Linked DNA regions of Homo sapiens: region 2 is linked to region 1. A link is a loop called in an ENCODE intact Hi-C map of the cell type or tissue named here. Cell type or tissue: endothelial cell of umbilical vein. All regions are shown on one strand. Each heading gives the region's core, and the rest is flanking DNA. Links, peaks and the distances in the headings are about the cores only. Region 1 overlaps HECW2 (HECT, C2 and WW domain containing E3 ubiquitin protein ligase 2). Region 2 has its middle 13 kb from the start of HECW2.

Evidence for each region. Peaks named below come from ENCODE experiments on the same cell type or tissue, not always from the same donor. Only the 100,000 strongest peaks of a DNase experiment are listed, where the experiment ranks them.
Region 2: a loop joins it to region 1, with 14 times the contacts of the local background. A loop is called at or near these places in 3 of 110 quality-filtered maps.

The regions. Positions count from the first base shown.
Region 1 is chr2:196,396,560-196,404,905 of GRCh38, forward strand. All of the region lies in intron 2 of HECW2 (HECT, C2 and WW domain containing E3 ubiquitin protein ligase 2), which reads right to left. Among named protein-coding and RNA genes, the nearest start is that of HECW2-AS1, 140 kb to the left of the region's middle. RefSeq lists an enhancer at 3,646-3,940. In endothelial cell of umbilical vein, for the core only: no CTCF peak of the experiment used is centred there; DNase peaks (open chromatin) are centred at 3,182, 3,882, 7,122 and 7,932; H3K27ac peaks cover 4,680 bases.
Region 2 is chr2:196,602,417-196,610,762 of GRCh38, forward strand. No RefSeq gene overlaps it. Among named protein-coding and RNA genes, the nearest start is that of HECW2, 13 kb to the left of the region's middle. In endothelial cell of umbilical vein, for the core only: no CTCF peak of the experiment used is centred there; DNase peaks (open chromatin) are centred at 4,245 and 4,825; H3K27ac peaks cover 2,194 bases.

The DNA.
Region 1 (8,346 bases), core at 92-8,091:
TATAAATGTTCAACGCAAGCTATCAATGTATCTCTATTGTTTCCCCTTTTGGAGAAATATGCCCCAGACTAATGTTTTTGGGTACCTAGAGCCTTGCCTAGAGGCATTTCCTTAGAGGCTCTGAAATGTTAACAGAGATCAAGAAGGAAACAAGAATTAGTAAAGTGGCCTGGGTGGGATGTGGCAATGTCCCCTCCAGTTCCAGCAAACTATTGTCTTGCAAAAATATTACAGACCTAGGTTTGCATATATTCCAATTAAAAAAAAAATGGCCGGGTGTGGTGTCTCACACCTGTAATCCCAGCACTCTGGGAGGCCGAGGCGGACGGATCACGAGGTCAGGAGATTGAGACCATCCTGGCTAACATGGTGAAGCCCCATCTCTACTAAAAATACAAAAAAAAATAGCCAGGCGTGGTGGCGGGCACCTGTAGTCCCACCTACTCGGGAAGCTGAGGCAGGAGAAGGAGTGAACCCGGGAGGCGGAGCTTGCAGTGAGCCGAGATGGCGCCACTGCACTCCAGCCTGGGGGACAGAGCGAGACTCCGTCTCAACAAAACAAAACAAAACAAAACAAAAAAAAAAAAAACAAAAATAAAAAACCGTCTTTGGGAATTCTTCTACATATGGAAGAATCAGAGCTGTTTAGACAGATTGGTGTGACAGAGGAAAGACACTGCTGTGTGTCCCTGCTTTCTGTCCCAACTAAGGTAACATAAGGTAGCACCTAATATGATGCAGGTACCAGAGAAATGTCTCTTCTTCTGAAAAGCTTTACATTCATATCTGGAAGGGCTTACTGACATTCACTTCCTAGGGCCCATGTGAACCTACCACATTTTATATCATCTCAATGATCTACACACAAACCTCTTCTGGCCATCCTCTAGGGATGTAGCTTTGTGAAATCTTAAATTCTTTTTGGGGTGAAGGCAGCGGAGGGCAAGGATAAAAGTGAGTTTGGTTTGTTTTTTCTTTTTATTATTTTTAAAAAATGTATTCTATTTATGCTTAACAGCTTCGCTGGCTCTCTATACAACCTCCAGATAATAGTGACAGAATCCCCTTTAGTCCCCCACCAAATACCAGACAGCATCATTAGTTGAAAATGGCCAAGGCATGTTTTCCCGTTTAAATTAAGAAAGTAAATTGCAACAATCTGTTTTCCCTTGGAAGTTGTTAAATTCTTTAGGTTGGGATTTCCACCAACTGTTTAGATATCATTTCCTTCCATATATGCCAAGACATTGTTTCCCAAATGCTTCCAATGTAGTCTTTTAAGACTCAAAGCAGTCCCAATACCATTGCTTCATATACCCCATCCTCCTCACCTGCTCCCAAAGATATTCATGGAAGGGCTCAATAAAGCTGCACTGAGCCAAAGTATTTCCACAAAGTTCTAACAGCCCTGCAGAAAGCATACCCTTCCGAGATACCTCACCAGGAAGTGGAGTCTTTTATAATAAGAGGTAGGTGGTTTCAGGCAAGCAAAGGAGAAGGAAGGACACAATAGAAGGGGAAAAAAGTGAGTGTAGGGGAAAGGTGGCTGGATGGGTTTGTGGGTGGGTGGGGGAGTTAGGGGAAAATGGCCTGGGAAGTCAAAATGCATGCATGTGAGTAGGGAGGATACATTGGCCTGAAAATAATCTTAGCTAAATGGGAAAGACTCATAATTTGATCAGAAAGGTTAATGGTTAAGGGTTTTGAAGACAGAACAATATGGCCAAGTCAGTGGGAAAAAATACTGTTTGATTATGCATGCAGAGAAACACAGACATATAGTAAAATGTGACAGTTTTAAATAAACACATTTAACAAAAATGTTATACCATTACTACAGGTCTTTTCAAAAACAAGAGATATTGCCATAGGTTCAAATAAATTAGTGTTTCAGGAGCTGGTGGAAAACATAAGCAGTAAGATTTAGTAATAGCTATGAGAATGGAAAAGAAGAAATATCCCAAGATGCCTTGTTTTCCAACCAATCAAATCCCACCCATTCTCCAAACTCATCAAGTTATCTATGCACCTCGAAGAAACCACCTCTGGCTTTCGGTCCAAGGTGGCATCTTTCTCTATTAAACATGTTATTTATGATCCACACCACCATTTCTCACCTAATCATATGCCACTGCATGTAGCTATGAATCTTCTGATACCTTGTATCCCCATATCTGGTTTCCCCAGTGAGAGCAAAAGACTCACGTTATTCTGCAGATACAGAAGCTCAATAACTCTGAGGAGAAATAAAATTTTTAAAAATACTGAGCTAAGCATGGTGGTGCACGCCTGTAGTCCCAGCTACTTGCATTTGGGAGGGTGATGTGGGAGGATGGCTTGAGCCCAGGAGTTAGAGGCTGCAGTGAGCTGTGATTTCACCACTGCACTCCAGCCTGGGCAAGAGAGGGAGACCCTGTCTCTTTAAAAACAAAAAATAGAGACAAAAGTATGGCTTCTAAACCAACATATATTTACAATCCAATGTTATTATATGATTTTATTTCAATTCATGATGACATATTGGCCCCCAAAATCTATTCTTAATCTCCAGAGCTTCTCTTGGGTATGGTTCTCAGGTTGAGCATGTACACTCCGGAAGCACTACTAATGGGCTTCCCCAGACTCAGCCCCATTAGAAGTGTGGAGCATACTTTTGGAGGCTAATTTTTTCCCCAAGGATTTGAAGAAGGGGAAACATCAAGTTACATTAAGTTATTCAATTGGTAATTCTAACATCATTTCTGCATGAAAACATATGTATATTACAAAGAGGTTAAAGTAAAACAAGACTTCAAGTCATTTCCCCCTGGCAGCAGACTACTCTGGGCTAAACTGCCAGAGGCCAGAGGGCTTATGATCTTCTGCAGCAGGAATACCCTTGTGGAACACTCTGGGAAGCACTATTTTAAGGATTCCCCAAAACTGAGAAGGAAGTGCTAATGAAGAGAACAACGATTGCTGATCCAGCTCTTCCCCCAAGTTAAGTGTGGTGTTATGCATGTTACAAACATTTGCTCACTTCTTTCTCTAGTCCTACAGGAGTTATGATACCCATCTGACATAACCTGCCCAAGCTGAAGCCACTGTAGTAGGTAACAAAAACAAAAGTGGGATTCAAAACACAGGCCTATTTGAACACCAATGCTATTGTTCTTTCTAACCACACAGTCTCCTAAGTAGGACTGACAGATAGAACCGTAGGCCTAACTAGTTTTCAAAAGAATACTTCAAATTATAAGCAAGTATTAACGTATCTTTGAACAAACAGTTAAATAGCCTTTCACAGCTGTGTCTACTGACATTTCCTAGGTGAGGGAATAGTGCACCAGATACTGCCAAGCCCAGTATTAGTATAAGAAAGGGTCCTCAGGAATTAAGTAGACTCCTGGAGAAGGTCCTAAGGAGCACTCAACAATCTTATATTTAACTGAATTACTACAGTAATTAATAACTGGGTGCCTGCTAAAATAATAAAATATGCTGGAATCTGAAAGCATGGAGAAATTTGTCTTATAAAGAAATTAACTGGCTCCCTTTCTCAGGCCAGTTTCACAAGAGCTTCTTCATAGGTCTAAGAATCAAATCTCAAATTTTCAATAATTTTTCTAATCACACAGTGAATAAAAAAGCATGTGGTGCCTTTGCAGCCTTCACTATGGGATTCTTGAGGCCTTTCCAAAAGAGATAGCCTAATTATAACTGCCAACATTGCAAAGAAATTGCATCACTCCTGTTACATACATCAGTGAGGAAATGGGACAGACAGAGGAAGGATTTTCGTGTTGGCGGGGAAGGAGAGTAGAGTATATGACTAATGCCTGCATAACTCTGGAAAAGATATAGAATTTTTGCTCTTGAGTGAAAAGATAAGCTTAGGTATTGTATTAAAATCAAGCCCTTTGACTGAAACAGGATAGCCTAGAAATAGTTCAGAAGCACGGGATACTTGAAACTTAAAATGTGCTTTCAAAGAGGTTATTTTTATAAACCAAATATGCACAGGAAATTTTGTTGTTCTACTCCTATTCCATAGCCTAAAGATCTGTATTGTCCCAGCACAAAGACCTTCTTGGACTGAATCCCAGTCACAGCTGGTTTACTTGAAAATCATGAAAACCTTACTAAACATCATCTTGTTCCAGAAAGCATATTCTTATAAAGATGCTTTCACTCACCTACATTTCTCCATTTCCAAGACCAAATAGTGACTCTTTTGCCCTCTCCTCTCTCTGAGCCACTAACCCCCATTCCCACAAAATGCAAAAAAAAAAAAAGAGCTAAAATAATTTCCATGTCTTGTATTCAACTTGTGTCTACTTAAAATATAAATTTTAAATTTATACAAAACCAAAAAGAGTTATAAAACTTCATCTGTGATATATGCCCTAATCATTCAGCAGACTTGTAATTCCTATCATTTGAGAAACTTCTAATTTATTTCGTTTCATGATTAATAACAGACTTCCGGAAACTGAAACAACATTTCTGTAGGGATATTTATCAGTATGTCTCAAATTAAATGCGCACATTCTTTGCCTCAGCAGTTTCATGCCTAGAAATTGTTTTTTGAAATACTGACACAAATGCTCAAAAATGTAAGTGTAGGGATGTTTACTGCAGCACTATTTGTAATATCAAATATTAAGACCAACCCAAAGGACCATTAATAGGGTAATGGTTAAAGAAATTATAGTACAAGCATATTAAGGAGTACTATCAAGAAGTTATAAACAATGAATATTGAGATGGATTGATGTCTAAGGCATATTGCAAAGTAGAAGCAACTATTTACAGAAGAATGCATATAACATAATACATTTTTGTTTAAAAGTACACTTGTGCATATGTGTTTCTCTGTGTGTATTATTATATATAATCCACCATTAACACTTCTTTCCTTTGGTGAAGAAAGGGAAACAATTAGTATTATTTGAAATTTTATGAAAAATACAATACTCTTCTGGAATTTTTAAATAGAATTTTTCTTTAAAAACGCTACCTCAAAAAATATGGATCAGTTGTTCTTTTTGTCAAATATTTCAAAATATTAGGTTCAGGTGACATATACCTTTCACAGATGTTTTATATACACAGGAGTGAATACACAGTCAGGGTATATATTCATCCTGTATATCACACAGATGTGAATATTCAGGATGTTTTAAAATGAACATTTAAAGAGCTTTCATTTATAATCTTAGAGAAAAAATTTTTACTAATGAGAATATTTTCTTCACCAATATGATTTCCAATGGAAAACAAAATCCCTCAGATAAGTTAAGACATGGAATCAAGGACCTACTATGTTCTCAAATGGAGAGGGTACCAAAAATAACTAGGCGTCATAAGAAGGGAAACTTGCCAGGCGCGGTGGCTCACGCCTGTAATCCCAGCACTTTGGGAGGCTGAGGCGGGCGGATCACAAGGTCAGGAGATCGAGACCATCCTGGCTAACATGGTGAAACCGTGTCTCTACTAAAAATACAAAAAAATTAGCCGGACGTGGTGGCGGGCGCCTGTAGTCCCAGCTACTCGGGAGGCTGAGGCAGGAGAATGGCATGAATCTGGGAGGCGGAGCTTGCAGTGAGCCGAGATGGCACCACTGCACTCCTGCCTGGGCAACAGAGTGAGACTCTGTCTCAAAAAAAAAAAAAAAAAAAAAAAAAAGAGGGAAACTTGCCATAATAAGTTACTAAAGGAAAAAAGAAATGACAAGCTTTAGCTCAGAAATTTGATAATTGTGCAGCTATATACTGGCCCTTTAACAGACCTTGAGTTTCATTTCTGGGGGGATGGCTTGCAAGAGATTTACTTTTTATTCTTAGTCAAAGAAACTTTGAAATAGTTGTCTAACATGGGAATAAGAGTGAGAGACTCTGAGCCATTAATAGTGTGCATGGTGCACCTCCACATCATGGGTTACTTTGGCTACTTTTCCTTCACTGATTCAGTCCCCCTGACAGATATTATGTTCCATAATGTTTCTCTGTTATTTATTTAACAGCTTTTTGTCAGTGTGAGTGATACAGCATATTCAATGATATATTTTTCATGGTATCTAATACACATTGTCACAGTATACCTTTAACAATAGTCCTGAAACTCAAAAAACAAACTGTAAGAGAACGAACAAAATTTCTATAGCTAACAATTTAATTTGGGAGGTCAAATACATACTTGGAAATGTGAATATTGTAAATCAAATAAAGTAATCAATTAACAAACAGATTCCTTGCCTTGGGAATTTTTTTTTTTTTTTTTTTTTGAGACAGAGTCTCGCTCTGTCACCCAGGCTGGAGTGCAGTGGCACGATCTCAGCTCACTGCAACCTCCGCCTTCTGGGCTCAAGCAATTCTTGTGCCTCAGCCTCCCGAGTAGCTGGGATTACAGGCGCGCACTACCATGCTTGGCTAATTTTTGTATTTTTCGTAGAGACGGAGTTTCACTATGTTGGCCAGGCTCATATTGAACTCCTGACCTCAGGTGATCCGCCCACCTTGGCCTCCCAAGTGCTGGGATTATAGGCATGAGCCACCACACCTGTCCACCTTGGGATTCTTATTCTTCTGTCATTCTTTCCACTGATGACCAATTTTAACTGTGCTGGGTAGGACACAGACATAGGCATAGAAAGAGCAAATAAGTACTAAATAGCCACAGGCTACTAAAATGTCACTCAACTAAATGCTGTATTTTGATACTGCATTTGACAGCTGACGTAATGTACAAGAAAGTATTTAACAGATACATGTTCAGGAACATGATCACAGTAATAAAGCAACAGATGCTTAAGTGTTTCTGCTTTCCACATAGGGTATCCATAGAGACTATTAAAAAGACTTCCAGGGAAAGGTAGGATCTGTCATTAAAAATGCATCTCCTCATATGAGAGATACAGTAAACACAAACCTTCAAGATGCCCATAATTTTTAATGTACTTTTAAAAAGACATTTATACTATGCAGCTCATTTCTGCAAAATGTGACTTGATTACAAAGTACTCAGTGGCTTACATTATTTATTTAAGAAGACTGAGTCACTTTCCTAAAGTTTTACAGCTAACCTAGTCTGTGAAAAAATTCTAAAGCTTAAAAGCTCTCAAGGAAATGAACCAAAACATTCTGGAAAATTCATTCTCTGCAGGGAAGATAATCGTGGCTATAAGACCAGTCAGCCTAAGGAAGTACACAGGGAAGAAGAATGACCTCATGTAACAGATCCTCAGATCTTTTGAAGGAAATAATAATAACAAAAAAGAACATGTCTGTCTTCCTGCTTAAGATATGTAGCAGAAAGCCAGACACTTCTTCAAGTATTCCTTCAGGTTGTATTTCAGGCCTGTTACATATTTCAGCATCACACTGCCAACCTTCTCTATAGAACCCAGAATTTCTTGTGAAATTATGTCACTGTGAGTGTTTTAGGCCTCACATTCATCTGAGAAAAACACTCTAGTAATATATAATGGAACCATGCAATGGCTATGGTTGGCTAACCATGTTATACTACATTTTTACTAAATGCAATTGAGTGCCAGAAAAAAGTCTTCTGTTTGAATCCATACAATAAAGAGCTTAGCAACTTGTAGTATCCACATAGGATACTCTTGATTTTTGTAATAATTGAGGAGAAACATGGCACTTGAGTTGGAGACTGGGCGTAAGTCCCATTACATGAACTTTAATAGTTAAAAAGCATAATTCTCCCTATGATTTGCCCCATGAATATATACTTACTTGCCTAAGCATTAGTCATGCCTCTCTCTGTCATGTCTGCTAGGATTCTGTAATAAAGAGATTCTTCAAAGTCTCTTCCTAGACCTTCTAGGAGAAGAAAATGATGTTTTTATTTCCCAAAACCCAGTAAGCTTGTCCTGACCAGCCAGGAAGGTTCAGAGGGTCTTCTACTGCCTCCCCTAGTCAAAGATCTGTAACTTCAGAATTAGTGTCACTTTTTAATTGTGGTGAAAGCCTCAAAATACATTAAACCCCAAAGAGATTTTCACTACTGAGATTTTTATCATCTTGGAAAATGTTTCCTGTCTTTTGGCACATTTCTGCATTCAAACATTTCCTGATCTTCCAGGTCACCAGTTCCAGTGCTCCCACTACAGAAACCCTTCCATCTCAAGCTCTCCAATCCACTTTTTCTCCATTAATCACCCCCAGTTATCAATTTCCTCCTTATCCTGCCAGATTCCCTGATCCATTCTTATAATCATCCTGTTGGTAATATTTCTTTTTTTTTCTTTTTTCTTCTCTTTTTTTTTTTTTTTTTTTTTTTGAGACATAGTCTCGCTCTGTCACCCAGCCTGGAGTGCAGTGGTGCAATCTCGGCTCGCTGCAA
Region 2 (8,346 bases), core at 205-8,204, 210 kb after region 1:
CACCAGGTTTTGAACTCCTCGTGCAGTGGTTTTTCTACCATGGGGTATTGTCTCTTGTGTTAAGCTAAGATAGCTTTAAAATTACTTCTTTCCTGAAGACACCTCAAATTAATCTCACTCTCATTCAAATTACTCGCTTGCTCAGATTTCTTTTGCATTTGTTTAAATCGTTTTTTTAAAGTTTCTTACCTTCTTATTGTTTTTATTTGTTAGTATATTTCATGATGCTACTACCCCCTTATAGCATTTTCAGTAATATTTATATAGGAAAATCCCCAAATCACTTTTTGAATGAATATATATCTTCACGACTTCCTGAGATGAGAAGGCAAAATAAACAAACATATAGAAAGAGATCCCTGAGAGGATAATACTTTGGTTATTATCCTCTAATATTTGGTTACCATCTATAACAATATGGGTGAATCTCTTAAGCATAATTATGCATCTAAGAAATATCAGCTGGGCAAGATGGCTTATACCTGTAATTCCAGCAATTTGGGAGGCTGAGGTCACATGAGGTCATGAGTTCGAGACCAGCCTGGCCAACATGGTGAAACCGCGTCTCTACTAAAAATACAAAATTAGCCAGGCGTGTGGCGGTGGGTGCCTGAATCGCAGCTACTCAGGAGGCAGAGGCAGGAGAATTGCTTGAACCTGGGAGGTGGAGGTTGCAGTGAGCCGAGATCGTGCCACTGCACTCCAGCTTGGGTGACAGAGCAAGAGTCTGTCTAAAAAATATATATATATGTGTGTGTGTGTGTGTGTGTGTGTATGTGTGTGTATATGTGTATATATGTGTATGTATGTACATATGTGTATATATGTATATATGTGTATATATACATATAGTGAATGCTTTAAAAAATCCAAAATGTATAATATAATTTACCTATTTTTTCTTGTTTATAGAAAAATATATCAGATCAACTCAGCAATTCCCCTTGGCTCCAAATTCTAACCTAAAACTTGATTCTGTTTGTTGAGAAGAAGACTGGGTGATGCTACAGTTTTTGGCCAAAGGAAAGACCTTTCCCAGAAGCTGTATCATTACTGAAACTTGGGCCAAGGAGTCTATGTTGTGATTTAGGACACAGAGGTGACAGCTGATGCAGCAATTAATCTAAGGAGAGCTAAATTGAAACAGAAACATAGAAAATACATTGCTAAATTTAAAGTGTGAGGTCCTAGAAAAATCATATAAAATTAAGAATTTTAATTATGGTGTCATTTTTAGTGTTATTCTTTACCTATGTCCTGTGCCAATGTTATACTACACAAAACTTATCCTTTGGCACTGGTTGTCTCTTATGCCAAGCCAATTCTCTGGGACCCATGTTCTACCCTTCCCTGCCCTTCTTTGAGTCCTGAAAGGCTGACACTATGGACTGCACAACAGGCTCTCTTGCCCTCTGGAACTGGGGGAGGTTGGAGAGGAGGGAGAGAGAAAACTGAGAGTGGCCGGGCGCGGTGGCTCATGTCTGTAATCCCAGCACTTTGGGAGGCCGAGGCGGGCAGAACGCAAGGTCAAGAGATGGAGACCATCCTGGCCAACATGGTGAAACCCTGTCTCTACTAAAAATACAAAAATCAGCTGGGCATTGTGGCACGCACCCGTAGTGCCAGCTACTTGGGAGGCTGACGCAGGAGAATCACTTGAACCCAGAAGGCAGAGGTTGTGGTGAGCTGAGATCGTGCCACTGCACTCCAGCCTGGGCAACAGAGTGAGCTTCTGTCTCAAAAAAAAAAAAAAAAGAAAGAAAGAAAGAAAGAAAAGAAAAGTGAGAGTGATTTTTTCCTCCCCAACTTCCTCCTCGACTTGGTGATGCAGGTCCAGCATCCCTCCTGTCAGTCCATGCCCCTTCCACTGCCCCAGCCCTCTCTGGACTCCAGGGACATCCTTGCCTTCCCTCCTCCCTTTGTGCCTATGAATAGTAGCAGCATCCCAGTGTTGCAGATCCCTGGGTGCTTCAACATTCCTTGTTAGTTTTCTTAACCCTGCCCAAGCCTCTGCGAATAGATGTTTCATGACATTATGTACAACATCCCAGCTCAACATGCCTTCTATTTTCTGCTGAGCTTTTGACAGACATTCTTTTTCAGGATATTTACACTCCAAGAAATGATAGATTCAGACACAGTTAGAAGTACATTTAGAGTAGACAGTCTTTACAGTTCAGATTAATAGAGTTTGAGTCAATACAAACCAAATCAATTGCCATCAGGTCATTTGAGACCTAGCTTCATTGAGAATTTTTACTTACATTTTGAAGGTTCAAAAATTTTAATTTTATCAATTTACCTGGAGATAATGGAACCATAGGGAATCTATTTATGTCAAACAAACCCATAGGACACTGAGTGATAATTCCAAAATTCAATTTATTAACTTGCAGAAGAAAATCTCTGGCATCAAAACTATTAGGCCATCCACCCAGGGTTCTCCCTTCTGGTGGGTAATACTGTTTAGAATCTGAAATAACAGATCAGATGTTTGTATCGTGTTGAGCACAGAGTTAGAACTAGAGGCGCTGGATATTTTTAAGGGAGTTTCCCATGAATTTATGTTGACATATGAATTGCTGTTATATACACAAGTATATGCCTACATTTAAAAAACAAAAAACAAAAGCAAACACAGTACCTACAGGGAACACTATACAGTAATAGGGATAAACAAATTATAACTACATACCAATACGTCTTGACTTATGATGGGGTTACATTCCAATAAAACCATTGTAAGTTGAAAGTGGGTTTTGACTTACAATATTTTCAACTTACAACAAGTTTATCCAGATATAACTGCATCATAAGTTGAGGTACATACTGAATGCATGTTGCTTTTGCACCATGGTAAAGTGGAAAAATAATAAGTAGAACCATTGTTAAGTCAAGGTCTGTACAACCATTGTCTGAAACAATATGGTTGAATCTCCCAAGCGTAATGTTGAGCGAAAAAAGACACAAAAAAGCATATATTGTATGGTCAGGATAGCAATTACCTTGGGTGGGGAGGTTATGATTGAAAGAGAACCATGAGAGGGGATTCTGGGAAGCTGGTGATGTTACCTTATATAATCTTGGTGCTAGTTATACAGGTAGATTCATTTGTGAAACTTTATTGAGCCGTACATTTACAATAGGGGCTTACCTTTTGTATTTATATTGGAAGCCAATGAAAAATTTTTAAAAATTACCAGTACCACTTTTAGAACCAAAGCTTGCTCTCTTTCGGAAAATGCTATAGACCTACTGACAAACTACCACCCAACTTCTCCAAGGGGATACTCATTGATAGTACTAAACGCTTCTTCCGTGACATTATTTCAAGTAATAACATCCAGTGTTACAACTATTTTACATTAGCCTCTTATCATTTTCGGATATCTTCCAGATGAAACATAACACTTTTCTGGATGATAACACTCTTTTCCCATTCACAAAAATGCTTAGAAATCATTTCCTAAGCTTGGCTATTTCTGGAGAGTCCCATTGATGTGTTTCAATTTTTAATCTCATTATTTATATGTTTATATGTCTTCTTGATACATAAGAGCAGTGATTTGTAACCAGATGTGTGCCTTGGAATCACCACACACACTGAATCAAAGCCTCTATACTTAGAGTCTCTGCTGTGCTCTGAATGTTTGGGTCCCTCCAAAATTCCTACATTAAAACCTAATGCCTAGTGTGATAGTGTTAGGTGGTGGGGCCTTTGGAAGGTGATTAGGTAATGATGGAAGAGCCCTCATAAATGAAATCGGTACCCTTATTTAAAAAAAAAAAAAAAGCCCAGGTATCTTGTTTGCCTCTTTCACCATGCAAAGACACAGCTAGAAGATACCATTTATGAACCAGGAAATGGGTCCTTACCGGATACCAGCTCTGCTGGGGATGGGATCTTGGACTTCTCAGCCTCCAGAACTGTGAGAAATAAATTTCTGTTGTTTATAAGCTACCCAGTTTATGGTATTTTGTTATAGCAGCCCAAACAGACTAAGACAGTCTCCTCCCACTTTCTTGTCATACATATTTTGAGAATATGTCCCAGGTGAATTGTAACTTCCATAGTTAAAAACCATGCTCCTATGTGAACAGATATTTATATGCCAATGTTCACAGCAGCATTATTCATAACAGCCAAAAGGTGGAAACAACACAAATGTCCATCAACAGTGGAATGGACAAATAAAATGTGGCATGTACCTACAAAGGAATATTATTTATCCTAAAAAGGAAGGAAATCTTGACTCATGCTACGATATTAGTCCAAGTGAAATAAGCCAGACACAACAGGAAAAATATTGTATGATTCTATTTATATGAGATACCTAGAGTAGCCAAATTTATAGAAACAGAAAGTATAATTGTGGTTGCTAAGATCTTGCGGGGGGCACGGAAGTGGAGTTGTTGCTTAATGAATACAGAGATTTGTTTTGGAAAGGTGAAAAAGTTCTGGAGCTGAATGGTGGTGATGGTTGCAAAACAATGTGAATGTACTTAATGCCACTGAACTTTGTATTTTAAAAAAGATGGTTAAACTTGTTAATTTTATTTTATAAAAATAAAATTATGCACACACAATACTATTTTCCTGTAGTCTTATTTAGCTGACTTTATACCAAAATAAGCTAAGGGGGTCACACTATTGGAGGAAAATCATCAAATCAGGCCTGAGGGACATCTAAGAAACTACCACGGTGCCAGCAGCTCCCCATTTGAAAGCCAGCATTTTTCTCAGCTTTGCATATGGACAGAGATCTGCACCATGGCCGCTTTGGTTTTTGTTTATTTTGTCTGGCTGTTGACTTGTGGGACCAAATATTGTGTGCTCAGCCTACTGGCTACATCTGGTTCCTTTAGCTTGTTGATTAAAAGCAGCCTCTTATCTCAATGAACTCCTTAGGAAGCTAAGCCCTATCTGGCAACGGTTGCCATGCCAGAGGGACTTTGTTTAAACATCATTCAAGAAATGAAACTAATGAGCATTAAAGAAACCTCACAATAATGAATTTCTTTTCACTTTGCCTTAACTCTTTTAAAGAAAATATTGTTTTTCTCTGAGCATAATATAATTATTTTTAGTAATGAATAGTTTATTATTTTACGCATTTGATTCTTTTCATTTAGTTTATTTATAACAAGTTTTGTCTTACCACTCAGCTGTCAAAAGACACAGGAAAACCTTCCTGGCCTTCCCATTTAGGGGAAGAATGCTGGTTCATTATGACTTCATTGACATTCAACATGCAAACTTCTCCAAAATGCTTAGTATGTATCAACAACATTAGAAAATTACACTGCGATTAAAATTGTCCAAATACTCTTTTTGTAACCATTGTATTCATGACAATCAGACTTTCATTGGTAGCTTTTCTAATATAACTATAAGCTCTCTAACCACTTCTTGAAATCCAGTTGCAAATATTTATTTTTTTCTTTTATTAACTAAAGCTGTGGCAAATATAAGGTGCTATTACTCCTCTTCCTCACTCCACCATTACCACCAGAAAAAAAAAAAGGCCTCTTATGAGCTAAAGAATTGATGAAAATGACAATGTGGGGACTTTTCCACCAATGTGGTTCCAAATTAAAGTGCATTGACTTAAGGCAATTATCTTTTTAGATGACCCATACTTTTTTTTTTTTTTGAGACAGAGTCTTGCTCTGTCACCAGGCTGGAATGCTGTGGCGCAATCTCAGCTCACTGCAACCTATGCCTCCCGGGTTCAAGCAGTTCTCCTGCCTCAGCCCCCCAGGTAGCTGGGACTACTGGCGTGTGCCACCACGCCCAGCTAATTTTTGTATTTTTAGTGGAGACAGAGTTTCACCACATTGGCCAGGATGGTCTCAATCTCTTGACCTCGTGATCTGCATGTCTCAGCCTCCCAAAGTGCTGGGATAAGCCACCATGCCCGGCCTAGAGGACCCACGCTTTTATGGTTAGAAGAATGTAATGGTAATTGTCTTCTCAACTGGCTGCACCCAAGGAGCAGTGAGTTTGGGAAATGCACAACACTTCAGACATTTTTTACCTACCACTCCAGCAGAAACTGATAGAGTCTATTTCCTTGGTAACAGAATATTGACTTCATCTGGTGCAATTCATTAGTTTCCTGCAGCTGCTGTAACAAATGACCATAAATTTGATGGCTTTAAAAAGCCACAAATTTATAATCTTGCAGTCCTGGAAGTCAGAAGTCTGAAATCAGCTTCACTGGACTAAAGTCAAGGTGTCAGCTGGTCTACCTTCTGTTGACTCTATTTCCTTGTCCTTTCTAGCTTCTAAAGGTCACCTATCTCCTTTTGCCTGAGACTCTTTCTTCCATTTTCAAAACTCATCACCCCAACCTCTATTTTCAATCTCTATTTTCATTGTCCAACTTCTATTTCCTTCTTCTGCTTTTAACCCTCTTTCTTCTGTCTTATAAGGATCCTTGTGATTACAATGGCCCCATCTGGATAATTCAAGATAATCTCTGATATGGTTTGGCTGTGTCCCCACCAAAATCTCATCTTGAATTTTAGCTCTTATAATCCCCACATGTCATGGGAGGGACCCAGTGGGAGGTAATTGAATCATGGGGGCAGGTTTTTCCCATGCTGTTCTCATGGTAATGAATACGTTTCACAAGATCTGATGGTTTTATAAAGGGCAGTTCCTCTGCACATGACCTCTTCCCTGCCACCACGTAAGATATGCCTTTGCTCCTCCTTCGCCTTCTACCATGATCATGAGGCCTCCCCAGCCATGTGGAACTGTGAGTCCATTAAACCTCTGTTTCTTTATAAATTGCCCAGTTTTGGCCAGGTGCAGTGGCTCACGCCTGTAATCTCAGCACTTTGGAAGGCCAAGGTGGGTGGATCACGAGGTCAGGAGATCAAGACCATCCTGGCTAACACTGTGAAACCCCGTCTCTACTAAAAAAAAAAAAAATACAAAAAATTAGCAGGGTGTGGTGGCACCCACCTGTAGTCCCAGATACTCGGGAGGCTGAGGCAGGAGAATCACTTGAACGCGGGAGGTGGAGGTTGCAGTGAACTGAGACCGTGTCATTGCACTCCAACCTGGGCAACAAAGCGAGACTCTGTCTCAAAAATAAATGAATAAATAAATTACCCAGTCTCAGGTATGTCTTTATTAGCAGCATGAGAATAGACTAATACAATCTCCCTATCTCAAGATTCTTAATGTGATCACACCAGCAAAGCCCCTTTTCCATATAAAATAACATATTCACAGGTTTCAGGGATTAGGGTGGGCACTATTCAGTCTGCCACATGTAGCTATATCACCATCTAAAATAATACATTTATAAGTATATTCCAGATACAGTTATAATATTAAATTTTGGGCAATAATATGCAAATAGGTGGGCCTTTGGGGAAGAATGGTTAAAGGATGTTGATTTAGCTGGAATGTACACTCTTCTCTTCTTCCTCTTTCCTTCCTCCCTTCTGCCTCAAACACAGACATAATGGCTGGAGTCCAATAGTACATTGGACTGTGAGATTAATACTGGGAATGTAATCTATGTCTAGGATAGTGAAACAAAAAAGGTAGAATAAGCCTAGGCCTTTGCAGGGCCCCTATACCCCAGTCTGAACTGCCAAACTCTGCGCTTATTGCATATGAGAGAATAAACTCTTGGGTACATAAGTCACTGTTGATGTCCATGTTACTGTCAGCCAAACACAATTCTTGCCTAACATCAACAAACTAATTCAGCAAATCTACCATGTCAGTTGGCCCAGGGGTATTTGTCGAGAGTCACACTGCACTGTGTGCCTCTGTATCAGCTGAGCTATCAAACTAAACTTAGCAAAAAGGAAAAAGAGTATGTAGGCCCTATAACTGAAGCCTTCAGTTAGGGCTGGCATCAGGCACAGCCTGACTTAGGTCAAACTAGAACACTAGGACCTAGGTTGACTCTGCCTCTTTGGGATTTCCTCATCAGGCTGTCTGCTGTTATGGTAGCAAGATGGCTGCAACAATCCCATCTTCCTCATACCTTTATTTCCATAATCTCAGAAAAAGACTGAAAGCCTCTCTTTTACTGAAGCTCCTACAAGGTCTTCTATCAATTATTGATTCTGATTAAGTGTGAATTTCCTGGTCTTGCTCTGTCACCCAGGCTAGAGGGCATAGCTCACTGCAGCCTCCTGCTCCTGGGCTCAAGGGATTCTCCCACCTCAGCCTCCCAAATAGCTGGGACTACAGGTGCATGCTACCACACCTTGCTAATTTTTTTTATTTTTTGTAGAGACAGTGTATTAGTCCATTCTCACACTGCTAATAAAGACATACCCGAGACTGGATAATTTATAAAGGAAAGAGGTTTA